Linked DNA regions of Homo sapiens: region 2 is linked to region 1. A link is a contact called in ENCODE Hi-C or POLR2A ChIA-PET data. All regions are on one chromosome and are shown on one strand. Each heading gives the region's core, a stretch centred on a gene start or an enhancer-like site at or near the end of the contact. The rest is flanking DNA. Distances are from core to core; before and after follow the strand shown.

Region 1 (6,921 bases), core at 564-3,063:
GATACCTTGGAGTACATGGGTCTTCCCTTGAGTAGATTTTCTGGGAGCTATTCTACCCACGTCCGTTTGTTGAGATCTTACAGGATTTCTTGCCCCAGTTAAATCTCCTGGGGTAGGCAAAGTGCTCAAGAAGTTGGAATGGGGCTGTGGGGTTCCACAAACAAGGGAAGCACCCAGAGGGCCCAACATCAGTACTCAGGGCCTCCTTGGCTTCTGGCCTGCAGCTGGGGAGGCAGGGCTGCAGTGCTGGAGGGGCATCTCTGTCAGCCTCCTGCAGCACAGGGGCCAGGGTCTGGGGGCAGCAATCACTTTGGTGACTAATAACCTAATCATGGAAAATTACAACTTCCTGAGCTAGGTATATCAGAGGTGGCCACAAAACTCTTTATGATGTGGCCAAAAATTCCTCCTACCACCACAGCCCTTGAAAATAGGTCAAAGACACCTTCTATGGAACTCTCAAAACAGGGCTTAGCTCACACCATCTACCTCCGTCATTGTGCTGCAAACACTGGAGCTTTTGTGAGAATGCTCTCCTCTTCTGCGGTTTGAGCTCAGTTTTGGCTCTGGGCTAATCATCTGTCCTGTCCTACTTGTCTTCCACAAGGGACCGACTGGTCATGAAGGCCATGAAGGCTGTCTGCTGTGTGTCCCTGGAAATGTCTGTCGACAGCCTCTCTAGGCAGAAGTGTTTCTTCTTGTGTACCAACCAAGACCTATAGGCCTCGCCTCATCTCCCAAGCTATACCTCACCACAAAGCAGAACAAGGGTGGACTAAGAACTGGCAGAGACTTATACTTGGCTTTCCAGAGGTCCCAGGTTTGTGGTAGGGGTTCATGAGGCTGGCTGCTGTCTAGATGAGATATGCAGAGTGAGCTCTTTTCCCTGAATGCTGGGCATCCCATCGGTAGTATGGGACAGGGTAAGCTCCTGGCCTGGCTGGCTCCAATGCTGCCTGAGTGAAGCTATGTAACCCTGGGACATCTCTCTTAGCATGCTGATATTTGGCTGCTTCTCTGATAATGGGAGCAGCATTCTCTGGTATGGGGTGCTGTGGAAGACCTAGGGAATGGGACAACAGATTAAAATGGGCTTTGAAGACCCTTGCAGAGGTGACCAGGGAGGCCCAACCTTCTATTTCCTGTGCTCAGGCCTTGGCAGAGACAGAAACCACGAGGCTCCAAGGTCCCCAACCAGTGGGACCCCGACACCAGGAGGACAGGACTCTCAGAGTTCTGTGCCTACTCCTCAGTTTCTTTTGTGTCTGCTGCTATCAGGAGTCCCAATCTACAGGGCTCAATCAGGATGGGATCCTTAGTGTGGCACCTGGGTCAGAAAGCCGCCCCTGCTAAGAGGCTCAGGACAGGGCTAACTGGGAGAAGAGGCCCCACCTAAGTGTCTGCCACCCAAGATGATACTTTTTTTGGCCCAGAAGCCTCATCTGACCTCTGGCCCAGGCCTCAGCCTGGGTGAGGGTGGACATCTCTGTCCTAACAAGATCCTTGGGAGCCTCCAGGCAGTCCCCTTCCAGGGATAAGAGGTCCTGTGTCTGCTTGGCCTAGAGCCAGGCCTGTGCTGAGTCACAGGACTCTGGTGTTCAAGGCCAAAAACAATGACTTAAACATTCTGAAATCCAGGAAAAATCAGCACTGGCTTTCTACCTAAGAACCCTGCCCAGCTAGGCATGAGTTCACCCAGCAAGACAGTGACAAGGACAATGGGAAACTGCCTGTCCCCTGTAGGCAAGAGGAGCAGGGGGCTAAGCCTTGAGCCTGAAACCAACCCTGAAAGATTCTTTAAAAACCCCATATCATTTCATCTAAAATTAGCTTTCAGCATCTAAATCACTTCCTGTTACAGAAACCACAGGCCTGATGCTTCAGTCATCACCCTGCCTGCCTCTAGGGGTGGGGTAGGTGAGGTAGGAGTGCTGCACACAAAAAACAGTGACTATCCAAAAGTGACACAGCAGTCAGGAACCCCTTTCCCCACCCCCCCCACCCACTGCAGAAAGGATGGCTAAGCAGGGCCCTATAATGGTGTTGTTGTGGGGACCAGAGCCAATGTGAACATGCATGTGCATGTAGGCAAATATACACACATATGCACACTCCCCTGCATGCACACTATACACACAGACCAGAGCTTTCTCCACTGCCGCAGAGAGACTGCCGTATGGACAGCCCAAGCACGTCTCCGTTGTGCCCCTTCTGAGCACAGGACTCACCAAGAGAGGAGGGCAAGTGTCTGGCCTCCTTGGAGCATCTGCATCTCTGTTTCCACTTCTCTTACAGCCCTGGTTACTTTATGCCTAATTGGCTGTGAGCGAGGTTAGCCCAGCACTTGGCACTTGGCTCTCACTCATTGTTTCAGCCAACATTGCCAAGTGTTTCCTGTGTGCAGAAAACCAGGTGGTGGCCGGATTGAGGATGTGGAGCAAGTCAGAGGCCATCCCTGTACACCAAGAACTGAAGTTGAAGAAACCAACTGAATCTCTAAACCAGAGATGTCCAATCTTTTGGTTTCCCTGGGCCACTTTGGAAGAAGAATTGTCTTGGGCCACACATAAAATTCACTAACACTAACAATAGCTGATGAGCAAAAAAAAAAAAAAAAAAAAAAAAAAGAAAGCAAAAAATCTCATAATGTTTTAGGAAAGTTTACCAATTTATGTTGGGTCACATTCAAAGCTGTCATGGGTAGTATACAGCCTGTGAGTCATGGGTTGGACAAGCTTGCCTAAACCATCCAGAGAGCTCTGTTCTTCCTACTGCCTCAAGCTAAGCCCTGACCCAAACCTGAGACCTGGATTGAAGGATGCCAGCATCTGTGCACAGATAAACTGCAGCCACAGAAGGAAGACACTGATCATCTGTCACAAACTTGGTGAGTCATAAATAGTGCCACCTAAACCATGAGATAAACTGGGGGTGCACCTGGAAACCAGGTAGCCCCCCTCAAGGGCAGGGGCTTTTGTATTATAGGTCTGCTGCTATTCTCCCAGTACCCTCAATGGCACATGTCATGTAGAAGAGTCTCAGTAAATACCTGGTGGGTGACAGAATGGAGGTGGGTGATTCTGTTGATGAGCAGGCTGGCACCGATGAGCATGGAGTATCTGCCAGCCCTAGGATGGTGCTGTGTCTGTGTCCATCCACTGTATGGTTACAAGAACTCAAGGTACCTGGGATCCCTCAGTCCTCACAGACCAGCTCCCAAGCTGGGCACAAAAGACAATGTATGTTGAGTGTTGTTTCTGACATGAGACTACTGGGACAGTAGGTGTCTGCCTGCTCCAGTATGAGGGATCCCACTACTTTGTCACTGGATGGCTTTGGTTGCAGTGGTTTTCTAACCAAAGCACAATGACCCTTCAGTGGGGTCAGCTTCAGCAAGATAAAGGCCTGGCCTGAAACAGGTGTCTTCTATAAGAAAGACAGAGTTGTGTCCATTATGCCTCTCTCGCTGCTTCCTGGTAAAGGGACCTAGGCATCCCTGGGTGACTGGAATGCCTGGTGACCACTTCCATCCACCCCCATTAGCTGCTGCTAAGGTACACATGAAGTATCTTAGGTTCCCAGAAAGAGAACCCCTGTTGAACAGTAACAAGCCCCAGCACAGGGTGCTAATGATTTATCTGCTTTCACATTTGAGCGTGCTTTCTTGGAAGTGATGGAGAATCTTCGGCCTGAAGATGTGGAGGCGCATGCAGAGTCCTGAGCTCCCCACAGGCAGCTTAGGTGTAACTGAGAAGGAGCTGTGAGCATATCTGGCTCTCCAGCTCCCACAGCAAGCGGGGTCCACCAGTATTGACATGGCTCTTGTCTGCATGATAAGCTGGACCAACAAGGCCAGGGCTCTGCCCACAAAGCTAAACTAGTATGGGGACTTGGCACTTGTCCCTGTCAGGGGAATGGTAAGCATTTTCGCACAGACTAGACATATTTTCCAAAGGCCTGCTTTAAATCAGGCCTTATCTGGGCACTGAGGATACAATTAGGAAGAAGACAAAAGTCTGTCTCTCAACAATGGCATATTCCACTGAGGGAGACATGTAATTATAATACCAGATTGTAAGTACAAAACTAGAGAGGTATTAGAAAAAGACAGACATGGTGCTCTCGGTGCATAGAGAAGGAACATGCCACCCAGCCTGGAGGCTAGGCACAGTTTTGGTGAAAATTTTTACTGAGGTAGAACTCAGTAGGAATAAGACATTACCAAATTGAATTAAAAGAATAACAGATCATGATCAAGCAGGGTCATTCCCAGGAATGCAAATTTGATTATGGAAAATCTACCAATGTACTTCTCCACAATAATTGGTTAATCTAAAGATGATCATCTCAACAGAAACATCCGTTTATGAGAAAAATTCTTTGTCTACTAGGACTACTAGGAAGCATCCTTAATAAGATCAAGAATTATACCAGAAACCGGCCAGGCGCAGTGGCTCATGCTTGTAATCCCAGCACTTTGGGAGACAGGCAGATCACTTGAGATCAGGAGTTCGAGATCAGCCTGGCCAACATGGTGAAACCCCATCTCTACTTAAAAAAAAAAAAAAAAAAAAAAATTATCCGGGCATGGGAGTGTGTGCCTGTAATCTCAGCTACTCCAGAGGCTGAGGCACAAGAATTGCTTGAACCTGGGAGGTGGAGGTTTCAACGAGCCAAGATTGCACCACTGCTCTACAGCCTGGGTGACAGAGTGAGACTCTGTCTCAAAAAAAAAAAAAAAAAAAAAAGAGAGAGAGAATACTATAAACACCTCTATGCAAATAAACTAGAAAATCTGGAAGAAATGGATAAATTCCTCGACACATAAACTCTCCCAAGACTAAACCAGGAAGAAGCTGAATCTCTGAATAGACCAATAACAGGCTCTGAAATTGAGGCAGTAATTAATAGCTTACCAAACAAAAAAAGTCCAGGACCAGATGGATTCACAGCCGAATTCCACCAGAGGTACAAGGAGGAGCTGGTACCATTCCTTCTGAAACTATTCCAATCAATAGAAAAAGAGGGAATCCTCCCTAACTCATTTTATGAGACCAGAATCATCCTGATACCAAAGCCGGGCAGAGACACAACAAAAAAAGAGAATTTTAGACCAATATCCCTGATGAACATCGATGCAAAAATCCTCAATAAAATACTGGCAAATCAAATCCAGTAGCACATCAAAAAGCTTATCCACCATGATCAAGTGGGCTTCATCCCTAGGATGCAAGGCTGGTTCAACATATGAAAATCAATAAATGTAATCCAGCATATAAACAGAACCAATGACAAAAACAATATGATTATCTCAACAGATGCAGAAAAGGCCTTTGACAAAATTCAACAACCCTTCATGCTAAAAACTCTCAATAAATTAGGTATTGATGGGACATATCTCAAAATAATAAGAGCTATCTATGACAAACCCACAGCTAATATCATACTGAATGGGCAAAAACTGGAAGCATTCCCTTTGAAAACTGGCACAAGACAGGGATGCCCTCTCTCACCACTCCTATTCAACATAGTGTTGGAAGTTCTGGCCAGGGCAATCAGGCAGGAGAAGGAAATAAAGGGTATTCATTTAGGAAAAGAGGAAGTGAAATTGTCCCTGTTTGCAGGTGACATGATTGTATATCTAGAAAACCCCATTGTCTCAGCCCAAAATCTCCTTAAGCTGATAAGCAACTTCAGCAAAGTCTCAGGATACAAAATCAATGTACAAAAATCACAAGCATTCTTATACACCAATAACACACAAACAGAGAGCCAAACAATGAGTGAACTCCCATTCACAATTGCTTCAAAGAGAATAAAATACCTAGGAATCCAACTTACAAGGGACATGAAGGACCTCTTCAAGGAGAACTACTAACCACTGCTCAATGAAATAAAAGAGGATACAAACAAACGGAAGAACATTCCATGCTCATGGGTAGGAAGAACCAATATCATGAAAATGGCCATACTGCCCAAGGTAATTTATAGATTCAATGCCATCCCCATCAAGCTACCAATGACTTTCTTCACAGAATTGGAAAAAACTACTTTCAAGTTCATATGGAACCAAAAAAGAGCCCACATTGCAGAGTCAATCCTAAGCCAAAAAAACAAAGCTGGAGCATCATGCTACCTCACTTCTAACTATACTACAAGGCTACAGTAACCAAAACAGCATGGTACTGGTACCAAAACAGAGATATAGACCAATGGAACCGAACAGAGCCCTCAGAAATAATGCCGCATATCTACAACGACCTGATCTTTGACAAACCTGACAAAAACAAGAAATGGGGAAACGATTCCCTATTTAATAAATGGTGCTGGGAAAACTGGCTAGCCATATGTAGAAAGCTGAAACTGGATCCCTTCCTTACACCTTATACAAAAATTAATTCAAGATGGATTAAAGACTTACATGTTAGACCTGAAACCATAAAAACCCTAGAAGAAAACCTAGGCAATACCATTCAGGACATAGACATGGGCAAGGACTTCATGTCTAAAACACCAAAAGCAATGGCAACAAAAGCCAAAATTGACAAATGGGATCTAATTAAACTAAAGAGCTTCTGCACAGCAAAAGAAACTACCATCAGAGTGAACAGGCAACCTACAGAATGGGAGAAAATTTTTGCAATCTATTCATCTGACAAAGGGCTAATATCCAGAATCTACAATGAACTCAAATTTACAAGAAAAAAAACCCATCAAAAAGTGGGCGAAGGATATGAACAGACACTTCTCAAAAGAAGATATTTACACAGCCAAAAGACACATGAAAAATGCTCATCATCACTGGCATCAGAGAAATGCAAATCAAAACCACAATGAGATACCATCTCACACCAGTTAGAATGGTGATCATTAAAAAGTCAGGAAACAACAGGTGCTGGAGAGGATGTGGAGAAATAGGAA
Region 2 (6,921 bases), core at 2,817-5,316, 120 kb after region 1:
CAGCTGAGGCTGAGAGAAGGTTTCCTACATATCTGACATCTGACAGCAAATCAATGACAGAACCAAGAGTCAAACCCAAAACACACTCTGCTAGATATTGCAGCTATCCAGTCCTACTCAATAATCTGTTACCTTAAAGTGCAATGGACTCCCAAACAGGGAAGCCACACTTTGCCCAGGAAGAACATGCCTGCCCAGGTTAAGGACTTTATCATGGGTTACACCAAAGGTTCATAAAGCAGGTCCATGACACGCCTGGCTGGATCTCACCAGAGGGAGGAACGCAACATGGACCCAGAAAACAGCAACATGGTCCCTTAAGTTCAGATGGGCAGTCACTCCTACCTTAGACATGACAGCACTCACAAATAACCAGCCAGTCCAGCTCAGGGCAAGGCAGTACAGTCAAATGGACAGGCACACCTGCCCTAGGGTCAGACATACTAAGAGTTAAACCCCAATTCTATACCACTTCCCGGCTTTGTGACCTTGGACAAGTTATAGGATTCCTCAGTTTCCCCATGTATATAATAGAGACAATACTAGGACCTATATCTCATAGGGCTGTTGGAGGACTGAATGTGATGACAGATGTTGGCAGGTAGCCCTGCACTAGGCATAATTTATGTCAATCATTAGTACCAAGGGCACCAGAGAAACATCAGTGGACCTGAGGCAGCCAGCTGCCCAGCCCAAGTCAGCTGATTCCTGGGTGAGAAAGAAGGTCCAGACTAGGGAACAGTGAAGATGCAAACAAGGCAGAAATTGGGCGATCTCCATGTTCCAGGAGCACCACAAGAAATGAAACATTTAATTCAGGAGAGACTGGAATCAGGTATAATGTAGTACATTGATCATCAGGGGATAACCCTGGAACTGGTCAATCACTGGCTCTAAAGCTCATCAAGCAATGTTCTCTAGCAAAAGGCGGGGGATTGGACCAATACTCTAGGAACTCATGTACTTATATGCCTCTGACCTGCTCATTCCAGGCTCCTACAAGTACCCAGGCCTGAGGATCTCCACTACACCCTGGCCCTCAGAGTGCCAGGTACAAAACAGGCCACACTCTAAGCAAGCACTTCCTGAAAGGTCCAGAGCAGATGCTGGCCTGTTACCAGGCTCAGATAGATTCCATCTGAGCTGGAGAGCACTCTACCCAAACACTTAATCCTCTGCCCTGCAATGACACCAGCTGAACAAGAACTCTCTTCTAGGGCTCCAGTAAATCATCCAGACTTTTCATTCTCCTCTGCTCTGAGGAAAAAAAAAAAAAAAAAAAACTGTCTTTCTATCTCTCATTCCATGTCCGTAACACAAAGCCCACAGACCACAGGACCTTCCAGCCCTCTTTGCTCTAGGACAGGCTGATGTCTTACCCTAAGGAACTTCAAATGTCCAAATTGCTAGATGTGAGCAACTTTCCCGAAGTTTAACTCTCACTCCAGCACTCTGCTGGGCTTGCATGTACTTGCATCACAGCTTTTCCTGCCAACTTCCATCTGCATAATAGTAAACTCTTGACAGACCCCAGGAGCCAGGGACACACCTCCTAGCCCTCTGCACACTATCAGCCAGCGTGGCCACACATCAGCCAAGGCCTTGCTTCCAGTCTCAGACCCTCCCAAGGATGTGGGAGGGCAGAGTGAAAAAGGGAGGCCTTCTTAGGAAATGAGGAGACCCTAGATTCCCTCAACCGACTCATTCCTCAGAGCTGCACCCACGTAGTCTCTTCCTTTGATGAGCACTCACAGCCGGGCTCCTCCCCTGGCACATGGCCAGCTGCCAATATGAAGCAGCAATCTCAGAGTACGAGCTACCCACAGGCAAGAATAGTGCCTCGGCCACCTCCTCTCTCTCGTCCCTCATTCTAGCCCCAGGCACGCTCCAGTCAGAAGCCAAACAGGCAGAAGGCACTCAAGGGATGAACTGAGATCAGCTGGGGCCAGTCTAAACCGGTGACTAAGTAAGCACTGTCTAGAGTACCCCAATGCAGAGCTTTCGACAGGATACAAGGGCCTATCACATGCCACAGACAATGCCTCAGCTAAGCTGTCACCAAGTCTGCCTGCTGAGCTCTCAGAGAACTAGGGTGATCCAGTATGACAGCATCTTTGGGATGAGGCCCCCAGCCAACTCACTCCATCCTTGCTACGTGGCTTCATTGGCTGGGCCACACAGTGGACACTCGGCTGTGTAAGAACAAGGAGGCCCTAAAAGAAAAGAATTCAAAGACCAAACATTCTGTGAGTGGGGAGAAGCAACCAGAGAGACTGGGCGCTGAGGCCCAGAACCACAGTGAGAGGCTGCACCTTGGACACCTCAGGGGCAGTTTAAGTACAAGCCAAAGGAAATCCTAGTTCATTTAACAGAGACTAAATTATGGAACCTAATGTCAGATGAGACACAGGCTGAGAACAAGCAGCAGACCCCAAAAACATCCTATAAATTCTTAGGTGGACAATGGATCTCCACAAAGTCTGGGACATTTAAGAATGCCCCAAGCTACAACGTAACGGACTCCAGCCCTTGCTCCTAGGACAGGATTTCCTACAAGAGGGCTGGGGCTGTGAGGCCCCAGGTAGTCTATTATCAAGAAGCACAAATCTCGGGTGTCACTCTACAGCAAAAGACAACAGTCACAGTCTTGGGAGGGATCCCAATGCTCTCCTGCACCATCTCTCTTTTTTATTTTTTTTTTAAGATGGAGTCTCGCTCTGTCTCCCAGGCTGGAGTGCAGTGGCACGATCTTGGCTCACTGCAACCTCTGCCTCCCAGGTTCAAGCGATTCTCCTGCCTTAGCCTCCCGAGTAGCTGGGACTACAGGCGCGCGCCACCATGCCCGGATAGTTTTTTGTATTCTCCTGCACCATCTTAAAGTCAAATAGAATACAAAGGCCAGGGACCCACCTGGGCTGTCCAGCAATACCTGAGGCAGGAAGTGCCCTGATCCAGGCTCCTGCTGCGAAGGTCAACTGGGCATCTTACACATGCAGGGCACAGTACCAGGCACGTTATCTCACTCCAGGGTCTTGTAGACAGCGTCCGTGGACAGCTATCCCCTACAGTGTTCCTTCCCCATCACCTTGCTTCCACTACAAGGCCATAAGGAATGGCATTGGCCAAGGTCTCTGCTCCCACTCACATAGGCTGTTCCTCTGTCCACGATGCCCTTTTGCCAGCCTTCCTCTGACCACTCCAGCTCATGGGTCACCTCCTCCGGGAAGTCCTCTGGCCGGAGGCAGTCAGTGCTCTACCAAGTACCCACTGCCCGCATTCCCTTCCAGCACAGCGCTCACCACACTGCTCTGGGCCAGGACCTTCCCGCTCTTCCAATCCGCCTGTCCCACTGGGTTAGCAACTGCTTGCGGTTTCTGGCACACAGAAGGGTCCCGTTTGTTGAATTAGTTAACGAATTATCACGGGTCTCCGCAGCTGCCAAGGAAAAACAACGCTGGTTCCACAAGGATGTCTGGGGGAGAAAAGACTTTCTGATCCAATGGCCCATCTAATGGGCTCCAAGCTGGACCCTGCCCGGACAAGACCTAGGACTCCCAGCCCTTGGGAGGGTGCAGAACGGGCTTAGCCAATATGAAGAGGCCCCTCAGGGCCAGGCGGACGCCGCGCCCCCGCTCCCAACAGCCGGCAGCCCGGGGTCAGGCCGCCACTTCCCGGGAGCCTGACAGGGAAGAGCGGCCAAGTTCCCAGCCCCGCCCGACAGCCGAGGGAACTGCACGAAGGGCGCCGCTGACCTCACCACCCTGAGCTCGGGAAGGCTTGCGGGCGGCGGCACAAGAACCCAGACGGGTGCAGAAACAGGGCGGAGGGTGCAGGGTGGCGGCCCGGACTGCGCTGCTGGCGGCTAGCGGCGCGACCCCCGGCCCCGGATCCGGCCCCGGCCCCTAACTCTCAGCCCCGCGCGGGCAGAACGCACCGCCTGGCGACCCCAGCCCGCGCCCCAGCGCTAAGGTTGATCTGGCGGCTGAGCGGGCGGGGCGCTCACCTGGACACTCGCAGCTCCCGGCGTTTCCAGAACCTCCCGCGGCGTCGCCCGGTCAGCTCGGCGCCTCCTCCCTTGGCGACTCCGCCTCGGGCCGCTGCCGGGGCTCCGCCCACTTGAGCCGCCGCCACGTCCCCACCTCACGCTCCACACGCCTGCCTGCGTCCTGGTCCCCAGCTCCGGTGGCTCCGCCGGGGTTCGCCGTCCTCTGCGACCCCTGGGAACGCCCAGGCTACCCGGCCTCGCGGGAGCCGGAGCCGGAGCCGGAGCCGGAGCTGGCCGCCCGCGCCCTTCATGCCGCCCGCAGCCCACCGCACGTACTCCGCGCCCGCCTGGCTTTGGCGCCCCCACCTGCGGGCCTTGGCCCGCCCTCCTGCCCAGCCCCTGGGCGTCTGGAGAGGTCGCCACGACCCGATCCCCTCGCCGGGGCTGTAGGGAGAGCGTCCCTGGAGGCTGACGGATTTCCCTGCCTGCGCTCATGCCCATTGCCTGGGGGGCCCTGCCGGGTACACGGGCCCCTTCTTCCCAGCACCACCACAAGGAGGCTGTTACGGGAGGCTGGGGTCACCCCGGCTAGGAACTGGGTATCAGGAGAGGAGGCAGAACAGTGGAGAAGACCCTGAGGAAGACTAGGGACCTGGGGCCCACCCCCTGGAGACCGAGATTGGGAGGCCCATTCCCAGGGCCGAGCTCTCAGTGGGTTTCAGAGAGTCCCGGGCTCTGGTCCAGGCAGTCCTGGTGGCATGTGCAGGGGTGATGGATTGATGAGAAGGGGGCCCATCAAAGGCTGGGTGGGGGCGGAGGCGGGGGGGCGGTAACAACCTGGGGCACACTGGGTTGCCCAAACCCTTCTTTATGCCATGGGCCAAAAAGAGTGGACACCTGGTTCAGCCAATCCAGTCTGGAAGGGAATAAGGACAGAGATGCAGCAAACCTCAGCCTGAGCGGGAGGAGGCCCTGGCGGCCAGGCAGGTTCCCACGCCTGCTCTGTGAACCTTCCTCTCATGAATGAGGGGAAGCACGGTCTGAGAATCTCATCAGGGAGCAAGCCCAGAGCGGGAGATGCCCAGCCTCCGCCCAGGCCCAGTGTGGATATTCCCTACGGCACACGGGCCAGGCAGGCGGCCCAGACCTGGGGAAAGCAGGAGCACGCACACGGAAATACACATAAAACATGGGTGAGCCATTGTTCCTGCCTGCGTCAGCCACCGGCTCGAGCCCGGCTAAAACTACACAAACCCTCCTGCATCTGCTACATCCACAGAAGCTTCCTTCCATCTCCTCCCCCTTCTCAGGAGTTTGCCCCATGGAACATCCCTTTTCTCTCCTGAAGGCTCAACTACCCGCTCTCAACTGGATCTTTCCCATTGGCCTGTAAATGTGTTCAAGCCTCTACTATGGGAACAAAACCCTCATTCGACCCCACTGAGTGTCTCTGTTCTCAACCGCAGCGGAATTTCTTGAAAGAGCTGTCTCCCCATCCTCACATCTCTCCCACTCTTCAGGCCCTAAAGGAGCTGTCTCTCCCACTCTTCAGGCCCTGCAGTCAGCCTTCTAGCTCCCTAACAGCACCAAACCAGGTCTCAATAAACTGTAGCCTCCAATCTCCAATTTCAACGGCTGTTCTTCAGACCTCATCTGCCAGGGCCCTGAGCAGTGTCTGACACCCAGCGATGACCACAGCCCCTCTGGAACACTGATTTCCCTTGGTTTCCCCTCATCCTTTCTGGCCACCTCTGCTCAAGCTTCTTCAGCATCCTCTCCCTATTAGTAAAGGTTGGGGGTTCCTCAAAACTCAGGTCTAGGCTTTCCACTTCACGCTTCTCTTTACACGCAGGTGACACAAATTTCTCTCTTTACCCTTATCCTTACTGCTGAACCCCAGATTCATGTAACTCACTGTTCAGTGTACATCCCCACTTGAGTGTCCACAGGCACCTCAATGGCAACATGTCCAACACAGAGTTATTGTTCTCCCCCTACATCTTCCCCCTCCACACATCCTGTCTTCACTGCTGTACTGAAGGAGATACTTCCCATCAGTTACCTAACCAGAAGCCTGGGAGTCATACTTGGCAGCTCCCTCTCCCTCATCCCCAGACCCTATTTACCTATATCCCAAGTCTGTTCAATTTTACCCCTAAATCTCCCTCTAATCCACCCACTTCTCTCCATCTTTTTCACATGAGTGATGGCAACACTTTCCTGACTGGCTGCTCCTCCATTTTTGTTCCCTCTCATCTCTCCTTCACTACAACCATGATGATCTCAAAATGCAGATCTGAGCCCATTACTTGCAGCTGGGAAATTGCCCTGATCTTGAGAAACATCAAAAAGTGGTTTATAAGGTTCCACATGGTTTGGCCTCTGCTCACTTCTGTAACCACATCGAACTTCCTCCAGTCTCTCTAACTGGCCATTCCCCCTCCCCACCCCAGACCTTTATACATGCTGTTCCTTCTGTCTAGAAAAAATTTTTCCCTCCCTGATTAAAACCTTCAGAATCCTTCAGATTCCCTCAGAGGCAGAGAGATTTTCCTTACTTCCCTGAGTAGGTCAAAACCTCCCATAACAGACCAGGCACGGTGGCTCATGCCTGTAATCCCAGCACTTTGGAAGGCTGAGGCGGACGGATCACCTGAGGTCAGGAGTTCGAGACCAGCATGGCCGACATGGTGAAACCCCGTCTCTACAACAATACAAAAATTAGCTGGGCATGGCCAGGCACGGTGGCTCACGCCTGTAATCCCAGCATTTTGGGAGGCCGAGGCGGGTGGATCACGAGTTCAGGAGATCAAGACCATCCTGGCTAACATGATGAAACCCCGTCTCTACTAAAAATACAAAAAATTAGCCGGGTGTGATGGCGCATGCCTGTAGTCCCAGCTATTCAGGAGGCTGAGGCAGGAGAATCGCATGAA

Evidence for each region. A loop is a pair of places that touch in the nucleus more often than their neighbours do. ChIA-PET counts read pairs that join two places held with the same protein, here RNA polymerase II (POLR2A). Pooled maps may share reads with other maps.
Region 2: a loop to region 1 is called in a pooled map, with 3 times the contacts of the local background. The contact joins the promoter of P4HA2 here to the enhancer-like site in region 1. A Hi-C loop is called at or near these places in 6 of 37 single-sample maps with no recorded cell type and 7 of 50 pooled maps. POLR2A ChIA-PET finds 5 or more read pairs at or near these places in 4 of 52 experiments (OCI-LY7, PC-3, activated CD4-positive, alpha-beta T cell and 1 more).

The regions. Positions count from the first base shown.
Region 1 is chr5:132,101,943-132,108,863 of GRCh38, forward strand. No RefSeq gene overlaps it. Among named protein-coding and RNA genes, the nearest start is that of CSF2, 32 kb to the left of the region's middle. RefSeq lists enhancers at 1,454-1,748, 1,527-1,906. Within about 2 kb of position 1,814, at least 30 of the 41 ENCODE cell types and tissues checked have a DNase peak (open chromatin) inside an H3K27ac peak, as active enhancers do; they include OCI-LY7 and PC-3, where a contact is called at or near this core.
Region 2 is chr5:132,223,787-132,230,707 of GRCh38, forward strand. P4HA2 (prolyl 4-hydroxylase subunit alpha 2) reads right to left here and starts at 4,067. Exons shown (of 15, transcript NM_001017974.2): 1 at 4,004-4,067. RefSeq lists silencers at 3,784-4,043, 4,184-4,413.